2 separate regions of the Homo sapiens genome follow, and region 2 is linked to region 1. Evidence: read pairs that join two places in POLR2A ChIA-PET (ENCODE). Cell type or tissue: OCI-LY7. All regions are shown on one strand. Each heading gives the region's core, and the rest is flanking DNA. Links, peaks and the distances in the headings are about the cores only.

Evidence for each region. Peaks named below come from ENCODE experiments on the same cell type or tissue, not always from the same donor. Only the 100,000 strongest peaks of a DNase experiment are listed, where the experiment ranks them.
Region 2: POLR2A ChIA-PET joins it to region 1 with 12 read pairs; 6 of 35 experiments call an interaction of 5 or more read pairs at or near these places.

The regions. Positions count from the first base shown.
Region 1 is chr2:16,619,428-16,627,768 of GRCh38, reverse strand. It overlaps CYRIA (CYFIP related Rac1 interactor A), which reads left to right. Exons shown (of 12, transcript NM_030797.4): 2 at 3,750-3,905. Among named protein-coding and RNA genes, the nearest start is that of CYRIA, 42 kb to the left of the region's middle. In OCI-LY7, for the core only: a CTCF peak has its summit at 2,477; DNase peaks (open chromatin) are centred at 368, 1,808, 2,398, 5,038 and 1 weaker place; H3K4me3 peaks cover 5,332 bases; H3K27ac peaks cover 5,835 bases.
Region 2 is chr2:16,674,517-16,682,857 of GRCh38, reverse strand. No RefSeq gene overlaps it. Among named protein-coding and RNA genes, the nearest start is that of CYRIA, 13 kb to the right of the region's middle. In OCI-LY7, for the core only: no CTCF peak of the experiment used is centred there; no DNase peak of the experiment used is centred there.

The DNA.
Region 1 (8,341 bases), core at 142-8,141:
GCACAGCAGCTGTCAGTCTTTCCTGCCTGGAGAGTCTCCTATCTTCCTTCTCTCCTTTTGAAGGAAGGTGTCATCTGTTCCTAGTGTATTTGCTTTATTCTCTTTCTTTCCACTATTTGGCTTTGCAGAATTTGAGCCAGACTGCTTAAGTTCACACCTTGACTCTATCACTCAAAAGCTAAATCCCATGGACAAGTGACTTAATCATTTTGTGCCTCAGTTACCTCTTCTGTAAAAGGGGACAATAATAATGCCTACCTAGTTTGGTTGCCATGAGGTTTCAGGGAGTCACTACATGTACAGTGCTAAACAAAGCCCAACACACAGTAAGTACTTGATCAGTGTTAGCTATTTTTATTATCCAAACACCTGCCCCTTCTGGTTTCTCAGTGTTGCTCTGTGCTTCTGGCATTGAGGGACTCAGTCTAAGCTCTGCTGCTGGTGAACTGTGGGCACAAGCATGCCCCACCCTGGGCTTTGGGTCCCTTGATTGCCCACCCCGGAGGGTGGGGACACAGTCTTTGGGGCCCTTTCGGCCTCCCGTAGTGGATATTGCCTTCCCTTCAGTTGTTGTGCCTTGCTTTTCTATTTCCAGAGCCATTCAGAAGGGGAAGGCAGCAGCCGTTTGAAGCTCTTCCCTAGCCCTCCCCTGAATGGGGTGGGGTGGGACAGGACATGGGGAAAGGTCGCTAGACTGGAAGACAGGAGATGCCTATTTCGGGCCCTAGTTCTGTTTTGAGACTCTGGATAAGGCACCTCCTGTCTCTGATTTCGGCTTCTCCATTTATAAACTGGGGTGATTACCCCTCAGCTTTGTACCGCTCTCAAAATGAGCAAAGATGAAAAGATATGGAAAAGCATTTCACTGGCTGCCAGGTGCTACAGAAGGGCAAACTCCTGATTGTGTTGTGTGGTGTGAAGCCCCACCAGGCCAGGCACAGGGCATAGCACTGTGGAAGTAGCCTGGGCCGCCTGTGGCTGCTTGGATGGGAGCAAATGCATGCTGGTGTTGCTGGTGATATGTGAGGTTGTGCTGCCTGTGGAGATGCGAGATGAGAGTTTTCAGTTTCTTTCCCCCCTTGCTCTCTGTTCTCCCTAATGGACACTTGGCCCCGGGGTGACTCACACAGTAAACCATCAGCAATTGCTTCAGAAGGCTTGGAGTCCTCTCAAACATATGCTGACTTTTTGTTGTTCTATGTTTGGTTTGGAGTAGTGGGGCAGATCCCTGGGAGGCCATTAGCTGTGGGACCTGGAGTGAGCCCCTGCCCTTGGCGAGCCTTTGTGGTTGCATCTGTAAGGTGGGAGAAGGTGGGGTGAGGGTGAGAGCTGAGTGGGGGTCCGTGTTAACTGAATGCTAGTCCATGGATCAGAGCCAAGTTGGTGGCACTAAAACCCTCTCAGAAGATTTTTAACCGTACAAGTTTCCTGACCGCTGCTCTGGATTGGGTCTGTATTTTTTGTGAGCTTCTTAGATGCGTAGCCAGTACAGGGGGCCCGCTGGAGTAGGGGAACCAGTATGTGATGGCTTACGGGCTCTGCATTCTCTACCCCTTGGTGCCCATCAGGGGTCTATGAATAGTATTAGCATTAGTAGAAGTGGTATTCGGTTATTAAGTTATTATTAGGGTCATCTCTGTGTGTGGTTGTTCAAGTTACCAGGTGACTGTCATTCTTTACAATGTGCATTTGGAGTTGGGGAATTTCTGTAAGCCTCAGTAAGTAAATGGAGTCAACAAAATGGACAGGAAGACAAGCAGGAGGTGTCTTAGAATGATGATCAGGAGGAAACCCGGTGTTCCGCCTGACTGACCCTCTTGGTTTTGTGGTGGAAAATAGCAGCATTTGTGCTGAACCCAGCTGAGTGAATCCATCCCAGTCATGCACACTGAAAATGGGTTCAATTCTGAGGACATTTGAGAAAAAAAAAAAAAGCAGTGAGGATGGGATAGCTCTCCCTGATACCTGATCACTTTGAGAGCTTTTCTCTTGTTTCCAGATCCTTTTGTGACACGCCTGGCCCCTCAGCCACAGTCAAAAGGTGAGGAACAGGGCCTTACCCCAGAATCCTTCTTTGGAAATTCACCACCTTCCATGTCTACACCTGAGGTGTGGAAAACATCCCTGTGCCAGGCGGTGCTTGGTGGTGGGAAGTGGAATTTGTGGACCCCAACCCTGAGTTTGGAGGAAGTAAACGTCTTTGCCCTGCCCTGTTACCATCACAATCCGGTTTCCTAAAATGCAGGGCCCAGCTCCACTAACGTCCACTCAGAAATCACTTTCTCATCAAGCCAAGGACATTTCAGAGTTGCTGTGTTTTCTCTATCATTTCCTTCCCTCCTCCCCCACTTCACTTCCTGTTTTTTCTTCCTCTTTCTCCACCCCCACCCCATCTCTCCTGGCATGTCCCTTGTTGTCTGAGAACAGGAACAAAGCCTTGAGCCAGGGAGCGTTGATAATTGTGACTTCCTGAGGTGCCCTCTTGCTGCTGCCCCTGCTGCTGAGAGCCAGAACCAGCCCAGCCTCTGGGGGCCTGGGAGCCCCAGCTGGGAGCCTGGCAGGAAGTCTTGGACTTTAGACCCCTACTTCCCCCACAAGCCCACCACCATCCCCCACCCCCATCAGAAAGAGAATCTAATAAAAATAATCTTTCATGCCCTTACCACAGTTTCAGCTTTAAAGAACTGTCTCATGCATTTGAGCTGAAACATTGGAAAAAACAGACAACTCTAGTGTTTGCCCTAGTAACAAACTATATAGTTCAGTTTAGATAGCAAAAAGTAGATTTAGGAGACATGAGTTTATTTCTGCTTCTGCATTGTATCTCTTTTTGACTCTGTAGATCATCCTAGCTCTTGAAAGATTGGTTTCCTACCTCTTTGGAAAAATGGAATTAATGGTATCTCACTGGGATTTTTTGAGGACAAATTAATAAGAAAGTATATTTATACAATTCTCATGGTATGCCTGACAGATATTTGCTTAATAAGTGAAAGCTCCCCTCTATTTTCTATGATTTGGTTTTCTGCACAAAGGAGTGGCCATTCAAATGCACAGGAGCCAGGAAAAAAACCCTGCAATAAATGATACTCATGGAAAAAGAGTTCATGTCTGTTGCTGTGTTTCTCTGAAACGTGGACAGAAAGAGAGAGAGAGAGAGAGACCTGGGCCCACATATGCTTCTCACTGAAGAGCAGTGCTCACTCCCCACTGTGTCACTGTGTTCATGGGTCATGGTATTTTATAACAATATTTTTCTAATGAGAAACAGGGAGAACCATCCCAACCACATGCCTGAGGTGGGCTGTTTTACTAATTTAGCTCCCAGGGGTGAAACTACAAAAACAGCAATCTGGAAAAAGTGCCACCTCCCTTTTTCAAAATGTGTTAAACAAAAAATAAAAAATAAAAAGACTTCCCATTCAAGGTCAATGACCACTTGTTTGAGAAGTCAGCCTGACCATGTGGCTGCATTTAAAAAATATGTCAAAGGCCAGAGAGTCAGAGACATGTTCCAATGTGGATTCAACTCCCAAACTGCTGAGTCCCTGAGTGAGGCTGCTTTCTTCTGTGAGCCTCAATCCCCTAATTATAAAATGAAAGAATTAGACAAGACTATCTCTTAGATGTCCTTCAGGCCTGATAATCTGTGATCTTGTGACTCTCTGCTCTCCTTAAAAAATACATTGTGACTAGTGGAGAATAGGAAATTGCTTCTCACAGTAACATGACTTGCATTCCCTTTTTAGCAGGGTACCACCATCTTAAGGACAGAAAAGCTACAGGACTCTAGGAGGCCACCGTCCTGATTTGGGAAGTCCAACTTACTTTGGCCAGACAGCAGCTAAGCTGGTTCATCCCATCAGCCTGGATTGGTGAAACTGAATCACAGGAGATATTTCCAGGTAAGAAACAATTGACTTTCGTTATAACGTGTAGCACACTGATAACCATCATTATACTGCAGGAAGTATGTCGTATGCATGCTTATGTTATGAAAGACATGAAACTATTAAGGAAAAGGTTCAAGGCTCTGGGTTCTATAGCTGTATTCTGAGTGGGATCTGTGCTATCTTGAGGCTTTTGAGGGTTAAGGAATGAAAGAGGGTAGCTGAGAATTACATGCAGGGGAAGAACAGAGTCGAGCTGTAGATCTAGGTTCCTTTTTCCTTGCAGAATCATTTAGTGTTCCTTTCTGCCCATGCTAGCCAACTAGATTTAGACAGTAGGAGGAGAGGTCCTTTGGTAGCCAATCTGAGATGGAATTTAGATCCCATGTCAGAGAACGGACTTGCATCCCACCTGCTACAACATCTTTAGAAACAAATTCAGTTCATGAAGTTTCATCCAAGGGCGCTTACAGCAGACAGGCTGCAGCTAACCATTCTCATCACCCGCTTTCCTGACCACCAACGCAATGTCTCTGTCTGCTTATTGCTCGTCTCTCTCCCCTCCTCCCAGTCACTTATGGATCCTTTCCTTCTTATGTGCAAGGAATGTGGCCACATCTACTAGAATGTCTTCATTGGAGTTGCACCTGATGTAGGCTGACATTCCTCCTAGATGACTAAAGTTTGGTCAAGCGTTCAGCTGCCTGGATTGTGGTATATTAACACATCTCTCTTACGCAGGCCCAGTGTAAGGAATCATGGTCAGGAGTCATGAAAAAAATGCCAACACACTGAGATGGCCACACATCTTCACTCTTGCACTAGTTTTTGGTGTTATCTTCTGCTATCCTGTCTTGAAGCTCTTTTTCAGCTAGATACCTTGACTTTTCTGAAAAACTAAAACCAGAAGCATTTCACGAAGCTAAGCACAGGACAGAAGGTAAGACCAGGTGATATCTAAAGCTTGTTTTGCATTCCCAGGATTGTCTTATCCCAGACTTGTTTCTTATGCCAGACTCTTATTCTTTGGGGAACATGTTTATCTCATGCCTGCTTCCTTTCTTCCTCTTGTGGTTTCTTTCTCTAGAGTGGTTTCTGAGCTATAGCATAATTCAGAGGAAGGAGAACAGTTTTGCGACTTAGACACACATGACTTCAGATCTCAGCTGTGCTCTGTGTTGGCTCAGTGATTTTGCTTAAATCACCATTTTAAATCCCCAAGCTTCTGTTTCCCCACCTGTAAGGTAGGGATAGTACACTCCATGTTATAAGCTGGTGTTGAGGATTAAGTGAGATCACGCATGAGCATGGTTTCTTGTTACAGGAGACCTCAGCAAATACCAGCTCCTTTCCCTACCTACCCTTTTTTAGAGCTACTTGAATATAGCTTTGATCCCATATCTGGATTTCATTTGAGCCTTGTGCCTAAAATCTAGGACAGGCCTTGTCCACAAATACTGTTAAGCCCCAACGATTTAAAAAGGAGAGAAACTGTTAACAGCCTTTTTATTTCAGAGCTCTTCATCCATAGAAGCCTTTTCTCACCCGGACTTTAGCCAGATTGCCTCTCCAGCCTGGCCATTGGAAGGTTTTCTCTGCCATACCCAAAGTTAGAACTACTACTTTCCTAGCCCTTTGTCCCATGAGGTATTAGCTGAAAACTAATTCCCTCCCGGTGGCTTTTTCCCTTCAGACTAGCCTACATCCAAGACCAAGAGTAAGGGTCAATTGATTTGGGGCCGGTATCCTGGCCTGGCACTCAGCAAGACAGTCAGGGTCCAAGCACATGCTCATTCAGGGCTTTCTTCCTTGCCTGTTAGCTTTTCTAAGGCAGTCATTCACCCAGTCATCCATTCAGTCAGTAGATGTTCATGGAACATGAACCATGCAGTGGGTGGCTCGCACTATCTTGGTGCTAGGGATACAGGACAGAACAAAACCAAGTTCCTGTTCTCAAGGAGCTTGCATTCAAGTAGGATCAAGGGATCATCAACAAGTAGCAAACATGTATGTATTACATCTGGTAGTATTAGGTGCTATGAAAAAAATAAAGCAGAAAAAAATAAAGCTAAGTCAGAGAGCTAGAGAGTTGAGGGAAATGGACATTACTGTTTTATATACAGTGCCAGGGAACACCTCTGGATAAGGCATTATTTGGGCAGCATCTGGAGAAAGTGAGGGAGCAAGGCTAGAAGGAAGAGCCAGAACTAAATCTCTGATCGGGGAATGCACTTGGGCTTTACCCAGTCTCGAGTGACCAGTAGGATTGGAGCAGAAGGAATGAGGAGCCTGTGGAATGAAGCGAGGGCAGAAAGGACTTGGGTGTTTATGTTCTGGCTGGCTTTTCTGGAGATTCTTCTACCCTTCCTTTCTCTTCCCCAGAGCTCTTTCCCAATGCAGTGTTAGTCATTCATTCAAAAATCTTTACTGGGCCCTAGCTACTGGGACTCTGTAGATTAATGAGTCTGGGCCCCATTCTTAGGACTCCATGGCCTGGTGCTATCAAGGTTTCTTGGGGAAGTTGCATCGATAAAGTAGGTTGATGTAAACAGTTGTCTTAATTTGATCATCATAGAGTCAATTTGCTAGAGTAGGAATTTTCCACTGGAACCTCCCACAGGTCACTTTTACCTGTTCTCTTGGAATTTACTTACATGATAGACTATTGGTCTTTCTCGCCTTCAGGGTAGAAGGAGGATCATTCATTCAGCAGATATATGAGTGCCTCTTCTATGTGAGTGCTGTACCAGGCACTGGGTATAAATGAGGACTAGGTCAGCCCCTGCAGTTGAGTTGCTTCTGGTTTTACCAGGAGACGCACTAATGGCTAGACAACACACTTTGATCAGTGTTGCATTAGGAATGGGTGCTTGGGGAGCTCAGAGGAGGAGTCCCTGACCCAGATTGAGGGGTGGAACCATGGAAGCTTCTTGGGAGCAGGTTGTCTGCACTCAGTCCTGGAGATGAGATGTAGCCAGGCAGGAACCAAGCAAGGAGGTTAAGATGCTTCAGGGAAGGGTGTTAGGAATTTCCAGGCCGGGAGATGGAGACACATAGGCAAGGACTGTGCCTCGGGGAATCCTGTGCACCTTCACCTCCCTCCTGAGACTGTGGAATGTGGAGAGGTGAGTCTGAGAGACCAAGGGACTCACTTAGAGAGGGAGGTGAGGGTATGAATCAGGGATTTTTCAGACCAAGCTAAGTGGTTTGAGTCTGTTTTGAGGACAGCTTAGAACTGCTCACAGTTTTTAAGCAAAAATGGATGAGTTATTAGGATTGGAGTTTTAAGAGGCAAAGAGCCTAATTTTATTTGAAACCCTGGTTCCTTAAAATGCTTATTTTATACCTCTTTCATATATTATTATAAGATTATAGTTTCCTTGGCTGTAAAATAAGTTCACACAGATCAACTGAATGAGATGGCTGTGGGTAGCAGATGCATACAATGTCCCTTCCCACCATTGATGCTGCAGTGAATGCTAAACTTGTCATTTCATGCCCAGTCTTAGTACACAGATAGCTGTGAAATGGTTAGAACATAAGTTTTGTTTCTCTTAGAACTGGCTGGCAAAAACTTAAACTATTCTAGTAGAAATGATGGGATTTAGGTCTTGTTACATTTTCTTCCCATCAGAAAATGAATGAGTAATATCCATTCCTTAACCCTCTCTCCACTGAATACTAAAGTCAGAGTGTTCTTTTAGAAATTACGCACTCATTAAACAGGTAATATCTGAGTATCTACCAATGGTCACACCCTGTGTTGGGCCGTGAACATCAGGACAAATCAGACAAGGTCAGCACCTCAAGGAGTTTCTAATCACGTGACAAAGACAAAAGCAGCCAACAGAGAAGCAGATGGCAGACAAGAACCCAGACATGAACAAAGTGATGTGGATGCAGAGGATGAAATGTGTTCTCTGCCCAGGAAAGTCAGGGAAGGCTCCAAAAGGAGCCATATGATTTGGGCATTGAAGGATGAGTAGGAGTTGCGAGCTGGAAGAGAGATGCTCAGGTACAGAACTGCACTCTATAAATAAGGGCCAACATTCATTTCTCTGTCATGGGTGAGGAGGAAATAGCCAGCCTGCTCATCATGCTCAGATAATGCCTCAACTCTGCTTTTCAAAAATCCATTAGTAGCCACCTCCTCATCCTCCCACTTTGTTCCCAACAGCGACTAAAAAGAAGCAAATTGACTAATTTGAATTGATCTTTTCTCTGACCCTATGGAGGTGTTAGTGAGCAGAATAGGGTAAGGGGACCAAGAAAAGAAGTAGAAAGGAGGAGGAATTCATCTTCATCATCCAGAAACGCTGATTTAACAGCATGGATTACACCATAGCTCTCTGGTGGTAAAATGCAGCTTTACAGAGACCTGAGTCTGCTTCTTCTAAGTGAAAACTGTATTTCCCCTGCTACCTTCCCTTTGGAACTCTTGGGGTGGAACT
Region 2 (8,341 bases), core at 272-8,271, 55 kb before region 1:
TGGCCCCGTCATCCTCTCCTTTTCCCTGTATAAGTGAGTTCTCAGCCAGTTGGCTCTGCTCTTCCACCCTAGACTCACCAGGATCCGCCTTCCCTCATCCTTACTAGCTCAGGCAGCTGCAGCTTTCTCCCCAATACCTTTGACTTCTTGGATCCTTGTGCTGCTGCCAACAGTGTATTTCCAGACCTGCATTCAAGATGATCCTTTCTGTGCCAGCCCTCCTCAACCTGCCCACTCTTTCTGCCGCTTACTAAAAAAACCACAGAACCTTGACATGAAAGGAGCTGACCCAGCGTAGAAATTATCTCCTTCTACAGCATTGCAAGGCTGCCAAGAAACCCTGCTTGAGTGTGTCCAGTGACAGCAGACACCCTGCCACACTATTTGTGTAGTTAGTGTGTGGCACTAACAAAATTTGTGTAGCTCTATTTTGTAGCTCTATTGTGTAGCAATTTGTGTAGCTCTAACAGAAAGTTTTCCTCAAAATCAGAGAAAACCAAAAAGGGCCTTGTAAAGTTCTCGGAATACAAATCTATCATGGTGCAAGAATGAAACAGGGCCAGTCCATCAAAGAAATGCAAATCAAAACCACAATGAGATACCATCTCACACCAGTTAGAATAGCGATCATTAAAAAGTCAGGAAACAACAGGTGCTGGAGAGGATGTGGAGAAATAGGAACACTTTCACACTGTTTGTGGGACTGTAAACAAGTTCAATCATTGTGGAAGTCAGTGTGGTGATTCCTCAGGGATCTAGAACTAGAAATACCATTTGACCCAGCCATCCCATTACTGGGTATATACCCAAAGGATTATAAATCATGCTGCTATAAAGACACATGCACACGTATGTTTATTGCAGTACTACTCACAATAGCAAAGACTTGGAACCAACCCAAATGTCCAACAATGATAGACTGGATTAAGAAAATGTGGCACATATACACCATGGAATACTATGCAGCCATAAAAAATGATGAGTTCATGTTCTTTGTAGGGACATGGATGAAGCTGGAAACCATCATTCTCAGCAAACTATCGCAAGGACAAAAAATCAAACACCACATGTTCTCAGTCATAGGTGGGAAATGAATAACGAGAACACATGGACACAGGAAGGGGAACATCACACACTGGGGGCTGTTGTGGGGTGGGGGGAGGGGGGAGAGATTGCATTAGGAGATATACCTAATGCTAAATGACTAGTTAATGGGTGCAGCACACCAATATGGCACACGTATACATATGTAACAAACCTGCACATGGTGCACATGTACCCTAAAACTTGAAGTATAATAATAATTAAAAAAAAAAAAAAAAAGAATAAAACAGGGCCAGAAAGCTACAAAGACATGTCAGGGCAAGTTCAGGGTTTAAAAAGCTACACTGCCTTCCAGTCAAAGAGCACGCCATGTGCAGTCTCCCTTGGGTCTAGCTGGGCTCTGGCCCCCCGTAGTGTCCACCTCTAGTCTTATTGCTGTCCTCTGGGGCCACAGGGGACTTTGCACAACTACTCTCATGGGTTTCTGGAAACTTCTCTTCCTCAGGGTCAGTGCCTCCCAGGCTTTTATACATGCCATCATCCAACCTGGATTACTTTTTCTACGGTTCATATTCAGCCTTTCTTTCTAGATACATTTTTCTGTACCTCCCTTTGGAAGCCATATCTGATAACCTGTCTTCAACTTCTGCTTAATTCTGCAGCAGTTTAGCAAAGTTGACCAGAAGTCTTTCTACCATTTCCATGGGCTTGTTTTTCTCAAACAGAGCTTCTGGAAGGCAGGGACTCATGTTTGTTTTATTGCCCATATGTAAAGAAACCACACTGGAATTTTTCTTCAGCGACTGCCTTCTGACTTCCTAATTGTGTCTAACGTCGTATGAGGAAAGTGAAGCCCATGGAGGTTGCTGAGTCCCAAGTTCCTTCGGCTGAGTGCTATCAAAGCAGGACTGAAACCCAGGTCTCCTGACTCCCATTCCAGTGCTGATTTTTTTCCCAAATATGTCCCCTTGGCCTATAGAATTTTAATACAACAATTCTTTCGTGAATTACTTGCCTATTCAGGTGTCTGTATGTCCTCTGATTAACATGATCACTCTTGTCTATCTTAAATAACATCAACAAATTCATGCATAATCTCTAATTGAGCCTTTTTTAAGCCTTTGTAAAGAACTATGTACAGACCATAAATGCTTTTTTGATGATAATAGTGATTTTTACCAAAAGCCTTCATTTAGGATAAGTGTGCAACTGCAGGAAGCAAGGCTACTGTTCCTACTCACATTCCCACGTTCACTACAAGCAACTTCAAAGAAACTCTGCAGATGAAGCAATGCCACTATATTGCAATTTAAGCTTTCTTCAGTCATTTCTCTGCAACCACACTCAAATTTTCAATTCCTCAAATAGAAAATGAACTGAATAGACATTAACAAAGTAATCTCTCTACTTCTTTGAAAATTGCAAACTAGCTGAATTTTTCTCTTATGGTTGATAATAGCCATGAAGAAACCAATCATAACTCCTTCTCTTCTGCCTCCCAAATACATCATTTGAAAAAACTTCCTTTATTGGGTAATAAAACGAGAGGAAAAATCATATTAGAGACTAATGAACTCATATAGTGTTATTTTCATCACTTAGTAACCTCAGGATATGAATAATTTTCTTAAACGAATTTTTTAAATGTGGACTAAGGAATCCAAATCCTTAAAAGCCTGAAGTTGTCAAAGTAGAGTGATAACTTTTTTCAAGTTTATAAATTTTGAGACAGAAAAACAGTCTTTTACAGCTTTAGCTGTCTTTAACTTCAATCGCATATTCTAGCTAAAGTCATTAAGCCCAAGCACTGACCTAGATTGAGAAAAAGAGGACATCAATTCTAAAGACATGAACATTTGGGACAATAATTGTAGCCACAGCTCAAAGAGGAGACATCCTGTTTTCCTGTAGGGATGGACAGAGAACTTCACAAAGCACACACTACCGGCTGAGGCAGTACCTAGGAATCAAACTGGGCACCACTCAAAGCAGGCATTAGCTGGGCTGATCCTGGAGAGTTTGTCACAGCCTTTAGTGACTTCAGAAGTGAAAGGAGAGAAGATGCAGTGGAAGGGTTAGTTGTGTAACCAGGAAGGGTTGGCACTTTGCTAAATATGTGGAATTATTTGAGAGTCAAAAATAAGCCAGCTTCACCCCCGTGTTTCCTGTGCACTTACCTACAAAGTGTCTGGCCTGCCTGCAGAAGAATCTTCCTTTCTACTAAGGTTTTGTGTGTTCCTTTCAGAATATATACGTCCTTATGTCCTCTGAAAAGTAATTCAAACTGAGCTGATGTGGAAAACACTCCCCTTACTCAAAACACTGTAGACATGCCGTCTTAAAAATGGAAAAAGTAATCAGCTAGGAATTGTAAATCCATAGCCTAATTTGAGACCAAGAAAGGAAAATTCCACATTGAGAAAAAAATTAGAGGGGATCTCAAAATGGTAAGTGAGATTTAAAACTGAAAAGTGTTACAGGGAAATTGGAACCTGGTACAGGCCTTAACAGCTGGCACTAAGGATTAATGCCACCCAGAGAGGGGAATTCAGCCAGGAGCCCCATGTGTGTGGGCAGCTGAAACTGAGTGATCTGAATTGATTCTGCAGCCACTGGTATTGTTGTTTGTAAAAAAATCACTGCCCACCAGCTGGGCGCAGTGACTCACACCTGTAATCCCAGCACTTTGGGAGGCTGAGGTGAGTGGATCACTCAAGGCCAGGAGTTAGAGACCAGACTTCCAACATGGTGAAACCTCGTCTCTAATTAAAAAAAAAAATAGCTGAGTATGGTGGTATGCGCCTGTAATCACAGCTACTCGGAAGGCTGAGGCAGGAGAATTACCTGAACCGAGGAGACAGAGGTTGCAGTGAGTCAAGATTGTGCCACTGTACTCCAGCCTGGGTGACAGACAGAGTGAGACTCTGTCTCAAAAAGAAAAAAAAAATGGAAAGAAGTAGAAAATCACTGTCCATCTAACCCAAGAAAGCTGTAATGAAGCTTCTTATCCACCTAGGTCAGGGAATAAAAATAAACACACCTGCAAAAAATCAAAACACAGGAAGGGTTCCAAATCTAAGCTAGTTGAGTTTTCCAGGACACCAAAGAAATAAATTAACATAAAGATTAGTCCAGTACACTTAAGCTCATAAAGCATCAGTGATGCAAATGAGAAACTGTCACCCAAAGCAAATCACATGGGTTTCTAATAGAAAATATCCTCATAGCCAAAATTATAAACCATATAAGAAAATGGATGACACAGAAGAACAATTAAGAGAAACAATAAATAATCCTGGAGATTGCAAAAACTTAAATAAAAGTAAAAGTAATTCAAATCAGTAGCTTCAATTAGGGTTTCTCTTAGGATTTCAAGAATAATTCAGCAGCAGAAATGCTACCAGTATATTTTATCACATTAAACAAATTAAAGGAGAAAAGCCATAGGAAATATAGAGAAAATGTTAGATAAAATTTGCCATCATCTGTGATAAGGACCCTTAGAAAACGCAAAATAAAAGAAGATGTTCTTAATTTTATAAAGAGTGGCTACCAAAAACTTATTGAACTACCACAACTAAAGGTAAAATTCTAAAGATATTCTGAGTAAACTCAGAAATGAGGCAAGGGTGATTGATATATGCACCATTGTTCAACACTGTACTGAAGATCTAAGCCTGTGTAATAAGATAAGAAAAATAAATTAAGAGGAATAAGAATTTGAAAGACAAAGTAACAGCTACACTTAACTGTAATTAATGTGACGGTCTATATCAAGGGTTGAAAAACTGTATCTGTGAAAAACCAGAAGTAAATATGTTTGACTTTTTAGGACATACATTCTCTATCACAACTACTCAGCTCTGCCACTGAAGCATAAAAACAGCCATAGATCATACACAAGTGAATTAATTTAGCTATGCTCCAATATAACTTTATTTATAAAAACAGGTTGTGGGCTACATTTGATCCAAATGTCATAATTTGCAAACTTCTGATTTATACAGAATAAAAAGACAAATATTGAAAATCAATAAAAGATTTCATCAGGATTGCTGCAAATAAAATCACAATATATAAATCAATAACTTCTTACATGTTGGCAATAACTAATTAAAACTCTCTTATTCACAATATCAAAATGATCCATTCACAATAGCAATAAAAATTACAGAGTACCTAAAATAAATCTAAAGATTATAAGCAATACTGTTACAAACAAAATTACTAAAAATTATTATTTAAAAGAAAAACAATAAATGAGAATATATATTAATACTATGTTCATAGAAGGAACTATAAGATATCATAACTAGGTTGGTTCACCCTATGTTAATTGCAAAAATACTAAAACATTCTCATCAAAAAGCCAGTATGTATTCATGTGAAGTGTCTATATATACACACACATTAATATATATGTATGACTGCATGTGAATATATATATATTATATATTCAGACTTTAGAATATATATATATATATATACATCAAAGTCCATATCAAAGAGAAAATGCCAAAGAAAGCCAATAAATTTGTATAAAAATCAGGAAAAAATCGCTTCTCAGCCTTTTGGCTAAGATTAAGTATAAAAATCAGGAAAAAAAAGTTGACACATTAAATATCAGAGATGAAGATGTATTATAAAAATAGATTAATCAGAACAACGTAGTATGCAAACAGGGATAGATGTGAACTTGGTTTACATTAGAAGAGGTATTAGAAAACAAAATGGAAAAGATGGTGTTGGCACAAATGGCTTTTTCTAAAAGAAAATAATTAGATCCCTTTCTTATACTATTTTCCCAAATATATTTTATACGTATCAAAGTGAAAAATAAACTTTAACATTAGATGTAAACATTGAAAAAATATGTTTTTGACTTTTGGTGAGAAAAAGCTTCCTTAAAGAAGAAACAAACAAAAAAACCCGAAATTATAAAATGATTTAAATTGGCTTTAACAAAATTAAGCCCTTCTATATGATAAAAGATGCCACAAAGTGAAAAAGAAAGCCACAGATTAGATAAATTAGCAACACATATAGTAAGTGATTAATTAATATTCAGAAAATAATATCTGACTTTCATAAACAATAATAAACTATTCAATTATAAATTATAAAAGATACAATAGCCATAATTACAAAGGATAGGTTTAAATATTTTTCAGAAAAGAAAAACTGAAAAATCAGTAAACATATGAAAAGATGCTCAGTTTTCAGTCTTTCATTAGTAATTAAGAAAATGTCAATGAAAACAATAAAATTACATCTCACAAATAAAAAATACCAGAAAATTTGACAACAGAAATATTGGAAAATACGTGGAGACATCAATAAGCTGATGCATTGTTACTGTGAGCAATAAAATGGTAGAACCATTTTAAAGAGGAATTTGTCAATATCTGGTAAAACTGAATATGTACATAGTCTACAGAATCATGTAGTAATCATGAAGGAACATTCTAAAAACCCAAACTATTGAGTTGAAGAAACAAAAGAACCATAATATTATATGATAGCATTTACATCAACTTTAAAACCATGCAATATATTAAGTGTATATAGCTGTTTAAGGAATGTGCAGATAGTGTGAATGGAAAGATTCCCAAGAAATTTATGATAGTTGTTGTGTCCATAAGGAGAAGAATGGCAATGGGGCTGGAAGATGTGTCAGTTGGGTTAAGTATGGTTATAACAACTCCAACATGCTACAGGAGGGGTACAAGTTGTTGAAGCATCTCACATTGCTCACATTGCCCACATTGCCAATTAAGGCTTCCAACCCAACAGTGACTTACGACTGCCCACAAACCAATGGTCAGAACTGATCACATGACCCTGCAAAGGTGGCAGGGAAATGTAGTCCTCTCGATGCCCCTAAAAAGAGAAGAGCCCGAAATGACTTGGCACTGATTTTCAATTTTCAGTTGAACATTAATCTTATTACCTAAGAGGAAACATTGAAGCACAAATAACAAAATGTTAATATTCTGGGTGACAAGAACATAGATGTTTGTTACATTAATGTTTGTCAATGTATCCCTTAGAATGAGGTAAGCACCTCTCAGTCATTACTCCTTAGTGTGAATTAGATTATCAGTGCTTGGATCAAGACAAAAAATAAAAAAGAAATAGATGCATGCTGAAATCACACTTTAGTTACTGACACACTCCCCCATCACCTTCAATAACTAGTAGAATCTCCTTAGAAAGTTAGAAAATTTATCTATAATGGCCACTCTCTAAATCTCCCATTACTTCAGTCAAACTGAAGTATTCATAATGTCCTGAGTAAACTCACATCTGGGTACATTTGTTGTTATTTCTAACTTTCTCCCTTTTTCCCTCTGGGTCAATTCTACTCAACCTAAATATGTAAAAACATAAAATGTATTCCAAACATCAGTGACACTTGGTTGGAAAAAAATAAAAGCAAAACAAAACAAAACAAAAAAAAACCCTTGACCACCTGCAGGAAATGAGCATCAAATTAGTACGCGTGTCACTTTGGCAATAAACAAAACCAACATATTCTGCTGTGTTTCTTCTGCTAGGTGTAATAATGATTTTTTGTTTTGCTTTTCGCAGTCCTTTCACTTCTGTCACTTTATATGATTTTTTCAACATTCTTATGAGGTTGACGGGGCAGGCATTTATTATCCAGAGTGAACAAATAAAGATATTGAGACAAGAGAAGTTTGCTGACCCACTCAAAATCATACAAGGAATTCAAAGTAGAGCTGTTCCCACCACCCAGGGCTGAAGACTACGAGCTCTTCCCATTAGATCACTCTGCCTGTTTAGAAGGGCAGTTTCTGATTCTTGTCCACATATTTGGCCAGGGCCTTACACCATATACACTCATCCTTCTTGGAGACAAGACTTAATGGAAGCCAATGGAATCCATGAGAAATTGTGGAGGAACTTGATAATTTTCAAACAGAAGACGAGCATCCTAGATAGGCAACACACTGCAAACTTTGGTGTTCATATCAGAAGGTGGGGTGAATGTTCAGTATCAGGGAGACCCAAAAACACCAGCCTGGATGCAGCACATGATTGCTGTGGTTTTGAATCCCAGCTCTGCCACTTACTTGCCTTATGACTTTGGGAAATCATCTTCCCTCTCTGGGCCTCAGTTTCTCTGTCTGTCAAATGAATAAATAGGTTTAGATTATGTCTAAAGCCCCTTCTCCTCTGAGATTCTAAGAGCTGGAAATGATTAACTATGTATAGTAAAAGTTAATATTCCTTTTTCCTTTCTAGAAGAAAACCCACATTAAGTGGATTCACC